2 separate regions of the Homo sapiens genome follow, and region 2 is linked to region 1. Evidence: chromatin loops called from intact Hi-C (ENCODE). Cell type or tissue: ascending aorta. All regions are shown on one strand.

What was found. Hi-C counts contacts between places; a loop is a spot of excess contacts. Peaks named below come from ENCODE experiments on the same cell type or tissue, not always from the same donor. Only the 100,000 strongest peaks of a DNase experiment are listed, where the experiment ranks them.
Region 2: it touches region 1 in a loop (2.7-fold over the local background); 2 of 110 quality-filtered maps call a loop at or near these places.

Annotation. Positions count from the first base shown.
Region 1 is chr14:81,998,635-82,006,634 of GRCh38, reverse strand. All of the region lies in intron 3 of LOC107984704 (a long non-coding RNA gene), which reads right to left. Among named protein-coding and RNA genes, the nearest start is that of LINC02311, 260 kb to the right of the region's middle. RefSeq lists an enhancer at 5,449-6,648. In ascending aorta, no CTCF peak of the experiment used is centred here; a DNase peak (open chromatin) is centred at 3,024; H3K27ac peaks cover 1,833 bases.
Region 2 is chr14:82,382,936-82,390,935 of GRCh38, reverse strand. No RefSeq gene overlaps it. Among named protein-coding and RNA genes, the nearest start is that of LINC02301, 260 kb to the left of the region's middle. In ascending aorta, no CTCF peak of the experiment used is centred here; a DNase peak (open chromatin) is centred at 3,005; H3K27ac peaks cover 5,411 bases.

The DNA of each region.
Region 1 (8,000 bases):
TTCCCCTCTAGACAGTAAGCTTCATGTGGGTAATTGCTTGTCTATTTTGTTGAGCTTGCATCCCCCAGTGCCTGACACATAACAAGCTCTTTTTAAATTAAGAAGTGCAGCTTTTACTCCCATCATAAAACAATACTTCAGTGTCCCATATGTTTTTGCTGTTTCATACCATTGTGCTGGTTATTCCTTCTAGTAAGAATATCTTCCCTAATTTTGTCTGGCTAATTTTTCCCCATTCTTCAAGATGAATCTGAATACCTGTGGATATGCTTCTTCATCTCTTGACTAAGTTCCTAGAAGCCCTGTGCTTCCAAATCCTTCTGTGTATAACCCTCTAATAGCACCAACACTTTTCTTAACAGCAGAAGTTCTTTAAAAACAACATCCACTAAGGTAATCAACTGGATTAACCAGTCCTTTCAACTCTTCCTGAAAAAAACTCTAATACCCACAGGGTACAGATCACTTTTGGCTAGTTGACTGCTCTCTAACAGACCTGTATCCTTTGGCTTCCATTATTTGAGGTCTACGTCCACCAAGAACCATTGTGTTTGTTTCCATAATTTTGTATGTCAGGGATAATTGTTATTCTAATTACATAATTTAATTAGATTGTACATAACTAAGGAAATGTGACTAAGTAACAGAATCATTTCCATAAAAGAATAGATTAAAGCAAGTTGCCAAAAATGAGTCAATCATTTGTTATGATCAAGACTGATGTAAAAGACTTGGAAAAAATTATTTTAAATCTAGACATCTGTACTCACATGGCTTCACAAGTGCTTAGATTCTCTCTCCCCAATAAAGAAGCCAAAACTGGAAATGTTAGATGAGATATTATGTAAGAATAATGACAGAAAACTTTAATTAGCAGTCCTCATTAAAATGTCTACATTAAAATAATATGTTGAAAGCAACCTAAATGTCAATCAATGGATGTGTAGATTTTTAAGATGTGGTATATACATACAATGGAATATTACTCAGCCTTAAAAAGAAAGAAAATGTCACATATGCTACTATATGGATGAACCTTGAAGGCATTATGCTAAGTGGAATAACCCAGTAACAGAAGGTTATAGATTATATAATTTCACTCATATAAAGTAATCAAACTTACAAAGACCGAAAATAGAATGGTGGTTTCCAAGGGCAAAGGGAAATTGTGGAGTTATTGTTCAGTGGGTACAGAGTCTCCGTTTGGGAAGATAAAAATGTCCTGGAGATGAATGGCGGTGATGTTTTTACAACAAGGGGAATATACTTCATGTCACTGAACTGTACATTTTATAATAGCTAAAATAGAAAATTTTATATCATGTGTATTTTACAATTTAAAAACAAATTAATAATAATAGTATGTTCAAGGAAACTTTTATAATCCCTCACTTTGACTCCATTTTATTAATCAAGTAACTGTTGGTCTCCATCATGGTGGATGAGTAGGCTTCTATTACAGTAGCTTTTTTAACTGTCTCTCATCCTTGGTATACAGGAAGCCACAATGAGCAGAAACTGTTTCTTTCATCACCATCTACAGACTTCTATGTTTCCTGAAATTTAGTAATAGATCAATAAATGTTCACTGAAAGAATGAATGGACAAATGCTGTTATTTTGCTGCCGAGAGAACAGAAGCTTAGAAAAGCTAAGATCACACAGCTGGATAGTGGCATTAATGAGACAAGACTGCAAATTCCATTGACCAAAATTATACCTTTTTTATTCAATTTGAAAAATGTACATTAGAACCCTACTACATGCCAATACTGTGTTAAAGATTAAAGATACAAAGATGAAACATATCTAGTTTCTGCTATCACTGCTATATTTTGCTTTAAGACAACTGCATTAAACACTCAGAATTACGTCTCAGTTAAACCTCCAGGAGAAAGACTGGCAGGTGGGTTGCTCCTCTCATGCCAGTCAGAATGGCGATTATTAAAAGTCAGGAAACAACAGATACTGGCAAGGCTGTGGAGAAATAGGAACGCTTTTACACTGTTGGTGGGAGTGTAAATTAGTTCAACCATTGTGGAAGACAGTGTGGTGATGCCTCCGAATCAGAAATACCATTTGACCCAGCAATCCCATTACTGGGTATATACCCAAAGCATTATAAATCATTCTACTAAAAACACACATGCACACGTATGTTTATTGCAGCACTATTTACGATAGCAAAGACATGAAACCAAACCAAATGCCCATCAATAGTAGATTGGATAAAGAAAATGTGCCACATATACAACACGGAATACTATGTAGCCATAAAAAAGAATGAATTCATGTCCTTTGCAGGGACATGGATGAAGGCGGGAAGCCATCATTCTCAGCAAACTAATACAGGGACAGAAAACCAACCACATGTTCTCACTCTTTAGTGGAAGTTGAACAATGAGAATACATGGACACAGAGAGTGGAACATCACACACCAGGGCCTGTCGGTGGGTGGAGAGCAAGGGGAGAGAGAGCATTAGGACAAATACCTAATGCATGTGGGGCTTAAAACCTAGATGAAGGGTTGATGGGTGCAGCAAACCACCATGGCACACGTATACCTATGTAACAAACCTGCATGTTCTGCACATGTATCCAAGAACTTAAAGTTACAAAAAAAAAAAAAATTTAGACTGGGTTCCAGAGACAGGAGTCATGAGTTTGGGCAGCTCAGTTATTAATTCATCATCCCACCTTGAATAGCTCCTCTTCACCTCTCTACACTTCAGTTTCTTCATCTGTAAACCATCTTCTGAGTTAAATTACTCCATTTGGCAACCACAGACTCTCCAGAAACCTTAACAGTCTTTGAGAGCCTGACTCAGACTCCCAAAGCCACAGACAGGAGCATTTTGAGAGAAGAAACAAAAACAAATCATCTCAGGTCTCCATTATTCCAATGGAAACAGCCCAGAACAATAAGCCCCCTGGTCCAGTTACATCCAGCAGGATGTTTCCTGCTTAAGTCAGTACCTGCTAATCACATGGCTGAGCTGTCACACAAAGTGATGAATGTGGAAAACAGCCTTCTGGGGAATGGGCCAAAAATTCTCTTCCTAGCCAAAGAAATCAAAGGAAATGATTGTCTCATTCAAGTTCCATGGCCCTAGTGGGAAGGAATTGTTTCAAGCTCAGGAAGCAAGTCTATCTTCATCAACGTGTGTTCTCAAAGGCATTCCATGGCTTATGAAAAGAGCCTCCAACAATTTAGGGACACCATCAACCCTGAGGGATATCTCCTGCTCAATCAATCACTGCTCTTCATGACTGAACTTAAGTAAAACATTTCCCTGACCAACATCCTCACTTGTGTCACACACCCCTACTCTGTGCTCCCAGAATCCAGATGTAAATCTTTATCACAGTACTAATTATATGCGAATTTCTTTAATGTCTGCTATCAAGGCTATATAGCATGCTCCTTGAGTCTAGGGAATGTGTCTATCTTGTTCTTTATTGCATTTCCTGACAGAGTGCCTAACAGAGAGTTCAACGAATACATTGAATAACTGAATTGGTTATCTACCTCTCTACTCTGTTGAATTATAAGTTTTCTGTGGATGAGGTGTGTTGTTTATTTTCATATTACTACTACTTAAAGTAGATGCTGGCTCACAGTTAAGATCGATTTACTGAACAAAGGAATGATCCTTGAAGAGATGGAAGCACCCTCACCACACTCTACCTTCTGGGAGGTAGAAAGAGTTCCCTAATACCACTTTATTAGTTCAATACGCAAATGTCCATTCATTCTACTTGGTCATGGAAGCCTTTGCCACACACGTATACCAGGCTAGAAAATCTCAGATCCTTTGTATCATTGTGTTGATTGCTAGGCAAATGGACATCTTCAGTCTGGAACAATTGAACCCAAGTTCTTGTAATTTGTAGGTCTGCTTTAAGTTTTTATGGCTTAACCCTCTCCTATGTCTTATATCCTCTAATAGCCTTGCTTACGTCTTCTCATGTAGCAAAATGTCAATGCCCTGAAATTCAAAAAAACCCAAGTTCTAATCCAAAATGTGCTACCAACTCTTACTTTTCCCTGTCATTCAGACTCATTGGGACTTAGTGGACTAATCTGTAAAATAAATGAATTAACTAGCATATCTTCAAGGTTTTTTCCAGGAAATCTAAAATATTGTGAAGCTCTAACATACATCAAGCCCATGACCAAATGAATATAATTAACCAACTGTTTTGAATTTCTCCCCACTTCTTACTTCTTCCCCATAAGATCACCTATTCAAGACAAAGAGCTGAATGTGTTGGGTTATTATTGGAGCCTTGGGCCCAAAGGATCTGTCAGTGTGGTTTTCTGTTTCTTGAAGAGCTCCTTTCCTATATAGTCTTACCAGAACAGTTTGTGGTATTATAAATGAAGTCTCTAGATTCACAATAAGTACAGCATCAGTTCAGAAATATTCAGCTCTTAAAGCCACATTCTGAGGTCTATTGACTTCTCTTGCAGTCCAATTCAAATATCACCCTGGTGACTTCAGAACATTTTCCACTTCTTGCCAATAAGATTTTCTTCTGCCCTGTGTGGTCTCTGGTCTGCTTCTACTTAAGTTAAGGGCATGGCTTACATGCATTCTTTTGAGATTCACTGGTCATTTTTCTCTAAAAAGAAGCATCCAAGTGATATATTGAAAGTACATCTAACCTTCCAGAGCCATATAGCAGACCTCAGCTGAAATGAGCAACAGAACAGCATTCCAGGTGGCTCATTTTTACCTTCTATTGTGAAGTCACCACCTCTGTGGTACAAAAGCCATCTATCCAATTTCAGATCCTAATAATAGTGGAAAAAATCTATTCCAGACAATCATTGGTGAGACTACTGCATTGTGACTCAAAACACAGAACAAAAATAAGTACATTTTCAGTTAAACAGAAGCTGATGTTCACCTGCTTCCTTTTTTATGTACACACACACACATGCACGTGCACACACACTCACACAGACAATTCAGCATTCACTGCATGCAAAAGAGAAGGAAAGTGATTTTGAATTTTACTTTGAAAAATGGATAGAAAGATTGCTTATCAATTCTATAGCCTTTAGATGAGGAATTGAGGTGAATGTTTTTTCCCAGCATGAACATGTCTTCAAATATGTTCATCTCAGCAAGCAGAAATGTGAGTTACAGTTTGAAGATTGAAGGGTAACTTCTAACAGCAATATGGGTTACTGACTCAGTTCTAAAGCTAAAGGGAAAGTACCAAATCTTGGATGGTTCAATATTTTATAAGTGATTCAGAAAACTAATTTCAGTGCATGGACCAAGAACAACCAGTGGGGGTGAGTTGGGTCTCTTGTAGTAACAACTTTGTCACTCTGTTTGGGATTAGAATGAATAATTTGCAATAGCTCCCTTTACTGATCGCTCATTTAAAATAGGACTTCTTTTTTTTTATCTAAAGGCTGGGTCTCACTCTGTCACCTAGGCTGAAGTGCAGTGGTACAATCATGGCTCACTGCAGCCTTGAATTCTTGGGCTCAAATGATCCCTGCCTGAGCCTCCTGAGTAGCTACGGCTATACATGCCACCACACCCAACTAATTTTTTATTTTATGTTTTATCTGTAGAAATGAGATCTCGCTATGTTGCCCAGGCTGGTCTTGAATTCCTTGCCTCAAGCAATCCTCTTACATCTACCTCCCAAAGTTCTAGGATTGCAGGTGTGAGCCACCTCACCCAGCCTAAAATAGGCATTTTAATGTACAAATGATTCACATAGGTCCCTGGTAACATTGAATATTCTGACTCTGTAGTCTTCAGCAGGGCTTGAGATTCTGTACTTCTAACAAGATCCCAGGTGATGTGGATGTTGCTGTACCACAGACCACACTTGAGCAGCAAAAACTTCCAACAGACCAATCATGCCTCTAATACCAACGACAATTTTGTTTCTTAAAGTGACAAGAGGTGGAAAGGATTTGGTAGATACAAAGGCTTTGTGTTCTCTGAAAACAGATGCCATGTATTTATTTTATAATCACTTCCTATCCTTCTTTGCTTACAATGATCAGAACATTATTTGGGAGATAAATCATAGGTCCCTGAATTTATACAGTCAAAATACATTGTGAAAATATTAAGGATTGAAACATATTTAAAATCACAAAACCTCAGAGCAGGGAAGGCCTTCAATGTTGATCTGATAAAACCCTAATTGCCCTGGGTAGGACTCCCAGAATGGAGGAGACTTGACCAAACACTCAGTCTTGTCAGAGAACAGCTAACACTAGAGCCCAGTTTTTCTCACACCTACAAAGATAAGCTTGGTTTACTTTGAGTTTATTATTATTATTATAGAAAAGAAACCACAGTAACAATGCAGTTTGTTTTTCCAGCATTTTTCATTAACTACAACTATATTTTGTCTGCATTTCTTGAGATATGATAACAATAAACATACATATTCTCATTTTATAAACTGAGGAAATTGAGATGGTAACAGAATAAGCAAATAACTTGCCTGAGGAGACACACACACACATAGAGAGTGACAGAGAGAGAGAGAGAGAGAGAGAGAGAGAGAGAGAGAGAGAGAGAGAGAGAGAAAGAGAGAAAGAAAGAGAGAAAGAGAGATAGAGAGAGACAGAGAGAGAGAAATACATGGGCAAAGCTACAATAAGGATTTTCTCAAATGGCATTCTGACCTGTCATTAAGCCAAGTTATCTTCTCCTAGCTTATTGTTTTATATAAACAAAATGTGATTAATAAAACAATGTGTTTTATTTTTGTTACTTTTTTCTTTGTTTTCTTCCTTGTTGAGTTTGGCCAGTATGCAAGCATTGATCTTCTTCTCATATGGCGCTATACTGTGCTTTTTGTTTTCATCAAAATAATTAGTTGCAGCTCGGAAGATATAATTCTACCAGCACATCACAGAAAATCCTGCTTTCTGCCTTCCTTAATGAAGTCAGGCATCATGGGAAATGGAAATACCAGGGAAAAGAACACGTTGTAAAGTATAATTGCTTTCAAGAAGAAAGACCTCCCCAGTGAATCCATTTTGGATTAAATGCTGTAGAACTTTCTCTTTCTTTTTTTAATTTCCTGGCCCTTATATAAGGATATTTTTTGCAATACCCAAACCTTCTGCAAGGTTTGTCTGCTTTCGGGGTTGATAATGTAGAAGATGGACTAAGGTCAAGAATGAATTTTCAACCTTTTGCCCTTTGTCCCAAGAATACTTTTCAAATACCACTCTTGCCAATGTTTTCATGATGAATTAGTAATGTTATCTCTAGGTTGTCCCCACTCCACTTTGACGCCATCCACCCACCTCCAAATCCTGCTCAAAGTTTCAGCTTTTCATTTGTTCTATAGTCCCCGGCTCCCTTGGCCGTCCATCTTTGAGTGTGCCATGCTTGTTCCTGCCATGAGACCTTTGCCTTTGCTGCTCCTTCTGCCTGGAATATTCTTTCACCTCATCCCTACCTAACCCATTTATGCTACCTCCTTAGAGAGGGCTTCTCCAAACTCCCAATCTAAAGTCACCCCCAGCGACTCTCACTCACGGTGCTCAACTTTCATTCTCTTCCACACATTTGTTACTAATACTTCTGTGATTCATTTAATTTTCTTCCTCTCATAATAAGAACGTAAGCTCCATGAGATCAGGAACCCTTTCAACTAAGTTTTGTTTTTTTGGGGGTTTTGTTTGTTTGTTGTTTTTGTTTTTTATGAGACAGAGTCTTGCTCTGTCGCCCAGGTTGGAGTGCAACGGCACGATCTCGGCTCACTGCAACCTCCTCCTCCAGGATTCAAACGATTCTCCTGCCTCAGCCGCCTGAGTAGCTGAGATTACAGGCACCTGCCACCATGCCTAGCTGATTTTTAAATTTTTAGTAGAGATAGGGTTTTTACCATCTTGGCCAGGCTGGTCTCGAACTCCTGACCTCAGGTGATGTGCCCGCCTCGGCCTCCCAAAGTGTTGGGATTACATGAGCCACTATGCCGGGCCCCTTTCAACTAGGTTT
Region 2 (8,000 bases), 380 kb before region 1:
ACTTGCTTATTGACAAAGGAAGTATTAATGGAGGAGCCAAAATTAAAATCCATATGGTTTGGCTCCAAATGTCTTGTTGTTAAAATATTAACAATAGTGATATTAAATTATTAGTTAAATTCTAATTTAATTAGAATTAAATTAATTTAAATTAAATTCTAAATTAAATTAAATTAAAAATTCTAAAACTTTAAAAAAAAATGTGTTAGAAACAATGGAAGCTAAAAAGGAAGCGTGCCCAGCCTGGCCAAATGCAATATGCAAATGAATAGTCAAAATGAATTTAAGAGAAAAATAGAAGGACCAATACTATTAGATACAATTTTTATAGTCTTTTTATTAAATAACTTTAAACATTTTAAGATTAAATTATCTAAAAGGACTTTACAAGCACCAAGAGGTTAAATACAGAAGACTGCAGAAACAGATTAGTGAAGCCGCTAATGCAAATATGCTGTTTGGCCCTGGGACACAGATTCCTCATTTCATGTATTGATGTATTTCATCATGTAATCCTCATGAGAACCCAGAAAGTCTTATCTGCCCCATTACAATCTTATCCCCATGACTGTTTTACATATTAAAAATCAAAGCAGCTGGGCACGGTGGCTTACGCCTATAATCCCAGCACTTTGGGAGGCCGAGGCGTGCGGATCACGAGGTTAGGAGATCGAGACCATCCTGGCTAACATGGTGAAACCCCACCTCTACTAAAAACACAAAAAATTAGCCGGGCATGGTGGCATGCACCTGTAATCCCAGCTACTCGGGAGGCTGAGGCAGGAGAATCACCTGGACCCTGGAGGCGGAGGTTGCAGTGAGCCGAGATTGCCCCACTGCACTCCAGCCTGGGCAACAGAGCAAGACTCTGCCTCAAGAAGAAAAAAAATTCCAAGCAAAACAATAGCAAAAAGTGAATTACAAAAGATGGGGTAACTTGCCCAGAGTCACATGGTAATAGTAATAAGGTGATTAGGAAAGTAGGTAATTAATCCACGCCTTCAAGCTCCAGACTCAAGACACCTCACTATCCTGCTGAGCTCTCTCAGATTAAAGCATAGTCAGACCAGTTATCTGTAGTAATGCTGATCTGACATGCAGATGTTCCGATGACATAGGTACAACTGCTGACCCAAGGGAGGTTGGGGCAGAGACTGGTGTCGATGCCCATACATTATTGGCCCATCACGTTTGCACCCAGTCTGCCTCTAATGGTCAACAGTAACCTGGCACTGATTTATGAGAGACCCTTGGTTCTTTCAATCTGAGCATTACTTGGAACTTTTCTGTAAATATAAAACATCTTCTCAAGTAGAAAGAAAAGTGGGTGGGAACTTAAAAACATCAAGAAAAACATTTATGTAACATTAGCAAGCAACATCTTATCATTTAAATAAGCATTATTTTGAATTAATCCAATCACGATCACTGTAACACATTCAAACAGGGAGGCAGGAGAAGTAGAAATAATAAGAAGAAACCTCATCTTTCTAAGACACATATAGGCTTTCACTTCTCTATTTATTGATTAAATACTTAAAGAAGAATTTCTTTATTTCCCAAGTCACTCTGGAAGGAATCCCCTTTACTTAGTCATTTCTGATCCTATAAAACCAGGCCTTTGTTCTAGCATAGCATCCAGAACCCGATACTTAACACTATTTTAATCGGCAAAGGTTAATTTTTGCAACAATTATGGAAAAGAAAGTAGATGCCTGGCAGCAACTAGAGAAATATTCTTCTCTTTGAAAAGGGTTGAATTAAGTCCCCAGATTCCATTTGAAAGTTGGCTTTCAAATTTTGCAAAGGCTGCCTATTGTTTTTAGATCTTCAGAGAAGCCTTGAAATTCCCAGTGTCAAGGGCACAACCGAATCTGTGATCTGCAAACAACTCAGCTCATCAGCATTAATTATTGCTCTGCCAGGCTTGTAAACAAATTTAATCAGAAGTCTAATGCAGAGGCCCCAGTGAGGATGCCACCTATTTCTCTGCCGGCTCATTCCCAGTCCCCTTCTGGTTCTCCACTTCTCTCCCATTAACCGATGGCTTTCCAGGCTTTTGAGCAGTTCTAATTTCTCTTCTTATGTGTTTTGCTTTCTCCCTGGGTTGGCACATCTGCCTTCCTGGCTTCAGCTAAAACCTCTATTACGATGACTTCTGATGATACGTTTTCAGTATCAGCCTTTTTCAGAAGTTTCGCACCTGTCTTTCTTACTGCCTACTAAATACAACTCAAACCACCGTTTCCAAAACTGGCTCATGCTGTTCCTCTACCCTCATATTGATAAGTGTTTCTCCCCAAAGCTCTCACTTTGAGCCAGTGTCTCCACATTGCATAACCAATGTGCATAAAAAGAAAACCTCAGATTCATCCATGACTCATCTCTCTCCTTTATTCCTACATTACCCTGCCATATAAAGTCATTGGATTACCACAGTCCTACCACAGGACCCTCCAGAGTTGTTCCTATTTGATAACTATTGCCTGATGTCAGTTTCTCCTCATTTCCAGCTGACTGATTCCCAGTCTTCATCAGTCTGACTCTCACCACGCTTATATCTCTCCCATGCTCCCATACAACTGTGTGATCTTTGTAAATATCAAATATTTTACTCTTCTCTTTTTAAATTTTCAGCAAATTTTTTACGAAGAAAATTTGATGAAATAGATAAAAGTTTTAGCTTTTTATTTTGAATCTCATCAAGTTACTTTCTTAAGAGTTTGCTTCACGTTGTTCTCAAAATAAATCAAAGCTCTTTAGCCTGATATTCATGATCAATGGTCATCACTTATACTTTAGACATCCTGTCTTACCATATTCTCCATAACCATTGCAATATGGACACACTGAAATATGTGCATTGCTCACTACTGGTGCCGTAACAGTTCCTGAGGTAGTAAACACTGAATAAATGCTTGTTAAATAGATGAATGAACAAGTTGTTCACTGCAGCCAATCCTTGTAGAGCTTTTTATACACTCCCTGTTTGCCTTTGTACATTCTGTACTCTCTACTTGTCATTCTTGTACTGCTCTTCCAGGCCTGGCCAATAACTGCTACCCTTTCTTTAAAAATCTAGCTGGTGTTTGACCTTTTAATTCACTTTCCATTAACTAACTCAACAAATATGTATTGAGCACATGCCAAGAGCTTGGCACCTAGAATACAAGAACCACACAGTCTAATGCAAAAAGCAATTGCGTAGTTCCTCACATTCTGTCCTACATACTCACATAGCCTCTTCTCTCTATCCCGACAGAACTTGGTACATAAATAACATTTTTATATCACTCAGAATCATTGTATTAATTTATTTAAAAATCGCTCCCCAAATTAGAATCTGTTGTGCTTCAGGACTACATCCCACTACACTATACTTTCTTTTTCATCCTCCCAAAGTCAGCACACTTTCTGGCAAAGAGTGAGCTATCAATAAATGGTAGTTATTTATATAATTATTATGAGGGTACAATATACTAGAATAAGCCTATGCTGTCTGATCAGATTGCCAACTTGCAATACAGGCAATCTAACTTATTCAAGGAGGACCAGGTTGTGTTGATTTATCTCCCTGGTCTCACTAGCATCTTTATAAGTCAGATGGGACAGTACCTACCTCATGGAATTGTTGTAAGTATGAGGAGATGAAATATGATGAACTGTGAAATGGGGACATATTGAATGCTTGTCAGCTGTTTTCCTGATTTAGAAATTTAAAAATACATTATTGATAGTATAAGCTTGATAGATTTGATAAATGGAAGGATGTAGACAAGAATGAACTGTGGAGTACGTAGGTCGGTTCTTCCTACATTAAAAAACTCTTACAGGAAAGTAGCAGAAAATAACATACAGAATAGATGATGCTATGTTACAGTAAAACTGGAAAAAGACATTTAATAGACACTTATTTAAAAGGAGCAAGGAGGTGATATCAAAATATACTGCATATATTATTTTAATGCTAACTTTTCATGATAAATTATATGAAATTATTTCAGAATATGAATCTAGTTATTTTAAACACATTTATTTGTTGTTTTAATTCCTGATTTAAAAAACACTGAAAGGTATAGACATGCGGGCTGCAGGGAACACAAAATCAGAATTCTGGAGCTCTGAAAGGGCAAAACCAGGTGAAGAGATTCCACCTCTATCTCTCTACTCAGGGTCGGTTACAATATTGCTCATTTCTGTTTTTACACTCCCTCTTCTATGGGGCTTTTGTTTCCATTTGTATTTCTTTGACAGGTATTTAACTAATGAGTGATGAAGTATACAGGAAGAACCCTCACCAGGTCCAGACCCTAGGATATGGTGAAGCTGATTTGCCATAAACGTTACAATGGCATTTTTATGGACTACTCAGACCACTCAGTTCAAAGAACATCCCTCTCCTGGATTGTCTTTTGTGTTTCCTTTAATACAAGATGAAGTCTCCACATATGAACTCTGAGTAGGGCACTGAATGGCATTGAACTGTTAAATCCCCCCCAAAGCATATATTTTAATGACAGAGTATGTTTAGAAGTCACAGCTCAGCTTCAGTCGATTGCCTGTAATTCTCAAGAGTTTTTATTTGCAATGCCTATGTTTTCTTGTCATTCTTCTGAAGGAAGCTATCATTTTGATGTGAAGAAGCTAGGAATGATGAGCATATTTCCAAAAGCAAGCTGTGTACTGAAGCAAACAGCAATATTGTAAACTTCCCTACGTAATTTCAATGTAAAAATCACGATGAGAAACCAGAAGAAAAAAAATGTTAAGACCACTACCCAAAAGTAAGTAAATGAAATGGGAAGACAATTGGAAATTTTTGAATGTTTAGTGTATTAGTCCATTTTCATATTGCTGATAAAGACATACCTGAGACTGGGAAGAAAAAGAGGTTTAATTTGCCTTATACAGACATACCTGAGACTGAGAAGAAAAAGAGGTTTAATTTGACTTATGCATGGCTGGGGAAGTCTCACAATCATGGCAGAGTGTGAAAGGCAGTTCTTATATGGTGGCGGTGAGAGAAAATGAGAAAGAAGCAGAAGTGGAAACCCCGATAAACCCATCAGATCTCGTGAGACTTATTCACAAGAATACCAAGGGTAAGACTGGCCCCTATGATTCAATTACCTCCCACTGGATCTCTCTCACAACACGTGGGGATTATGGGAGATACAATTCAAGTTGAGATTTTGGTGGGGGCACAGGCAAACCACATAAGTTAGTAGATATAAGGTCTCATATTTGATACTGTATATTTGTGTCCTTATTTAATTCTTCTACACAGCACCTTGGGAAAATTATAAGAAAGTTTAGTAAGCTAAAATAATTTTTGTGACCAAATATGCTAAGATGCAGATACAATAGTTGAATCAATGTCTATCTAAATCCAAAATATATACTCTTGCCCCACTATCTTGCTACCTATAGGGTATACTACTGAACTCTAGGACTGCCTTGAATTTATGACAAAAAATAAGCTGAAGTTTTATTTTTAAAGAGAGTGTTAAAAGTATTTGAAGACTTTTTACTCTCTTTTAAAAATTAAATCATGCACTAGTGAGTCAATTTATAATCTTCCTTGGTTTATGATTTTGTAAATAAACATGGCATTGCTTTTGGCAGTGTGTCAATCTGACTTGTTTTCACAGTATAAACTGAATGAAGTCATGGAACAGCTTTTCTGGCCAGGTCATAACAATATAATTTACACCATATTACCCTTTTCATATCATATTGATTTTTTCATGCTGAATGTCTTCCAAAACCACAATAGAAGCTAATTCTGTGTTAAAGAACAACAGTATCAAATTCATTGTTAAGGTGTGTGCCAATTCAAATATTGAGTTGATAATACAAAATAAACATTCACTTCTTCTTAAAAGCATTGGATTCACCCATAACTGAAGTCATATGTGATGAAAGAATCTAAAAAAAAAAGTTGAAAACCAAAAGTAATTATATGCTAGGACCATGAGTAAGAGTTTTCACCAAATATTGAACATGAAGGCTATCAGTATTAGAAAAAAGAATCAATTGAAATAGTTCAACAAGAAATTTGTTATATGAAATATTATAAGAAAAATATACAAGCTAAGGTTCAGGAAATATTTACAAATCATTTGTTTTTTAGACTGTGCAGAACTTTCTTCACAGAATGTTTTCAATGCTGATTCCTATATAAGCATCCTTGTTCATCACTTTAAATACTGTTTGAGAAGTTCTCAATCTCTTATTAGATTAGATTTTGGAGTAGAAATCTCTTGGTATCCATCCCTAAATCCCTCGATCGAGACTCTTACTTTTTTAATCAAATAGTGCTTAGAGGCCAAAACAAACTAAAAAGCTTTTAATCTGCTTTGTTCCTTTGTTTTTGTTCCTTGAACCTGTTGAATTTTAGATTTGTAAGTTTGGGTCGAGACCAAGTAACTAACCTTTGAAACAATACATAATTTATAAAAACATTATTTTTAGACAATTTCAAACATAAAATATTGTTACAGCAGTAAAAAGAACTCCTGTGTGCTTTCAACCACATCCCACAGTTGTTAAAGTTTTACATTATTTGCTCCATTCACAGAAAATATTCCAGATTCCCTCAGAAAACAAACAAACAAACAAACAAACAAAAACATTACATTTTGCTTCCATCCAACCCCCAAATGAGGAACTCAACACTGTTTCAACGCTATAATCCAATCCACAGACCCTCTTCCAATTAGGCCAAATGTCTTAATGGTCTGGACAATAGCTCTTCTTTCCATTCTGGTCCAGTTTCCTTTAATTGGGAGTTATCTCTCAGTCTTGCCTTTACTTTCACATCCTTGACACCTTCAAAGAGTATAGATGACCCCCAGTCAATGTCTGTCCAATGTTTCCCCTCTTGAGCAGACTCAGGTTTGGCATTCCTAGCAGAAACATCCCAGGTATGATACTGTGCAGTGTAGCACATCAGAAAAGACACAAGTTCAATCCCCCACTATCATCACTGGTGTTGTAAACATGACAAGTGGGTGACATTTCCGCTAGCTTTCTCCATACACAATAATATGTTTCACCCTTTGTAATAAGTAAAATTTTATGAAAAGATTTTCTTAGATTGTGTCAATATCCTGTTTGCATTAGACTCCACTGACCAGTCTTTGGCATCCTTTGATGATTCTTACCTAAAGCACCCACCAATATGATTGCCAAATGGTGATTTTTCATTTCTGTCACTGTTTCTACATTTAACAGTTGGCATTTTATCACAAGGAATGACAATACACTCATTGATACATTTACTTATATCATTATTGGCACATGTAATTTTATTTTTTTCTATGTTTGTAATCTGTTATCATTATTTTGATACTCATATTGTTCTATATTTGTCCAATGGGTTCTCCTTCTAGTTGGCTGCTGTGTCCTTTTGATAAGTTTCTCTCATTTTTCTAATGTTTGTTTTGAGATATACTTTATATGCCATACAAATCACTCATTTAAAATATATAATTTGATAAGTATAGTATAATCACAGAGTAATCAAAAATCAACCCAATCTAAGTTTAGAAATATTTTTATCACTCCTCAGAAAGAGAATCCCCACTAAGCAATAGCAGTAATTGCTTTTACTAAGCCCTCAGTAATTACCTTCTGTCTCTATAGATTTCCCCACTCCAGATATTTCATATAAATAGAATCACAAAATCATACAATATGTGTTCTTTTGTGACTAGACTCCTTCATTTAGTGCAATGTTTTCATGGTGTGAACATGAAGTGGCATAAATCGTACTTCTATCTTTCTATTGCCAAATAATATTCCCTTATGTAGATTTTTTTTGTTTTTTTTTAACCCATCAATTAACAGATGTATTATTCAGGGTTCAATCAGAACAACTGAACTCAGTAGGAGATATCCATTAAAATATTTACTCCCATGAACTGGCTTATGTGATTATAAGGACTCGTGAGGCAAATCCAAAGTCTACAAGGAAGGCAATGAGAAAAGATGAACTA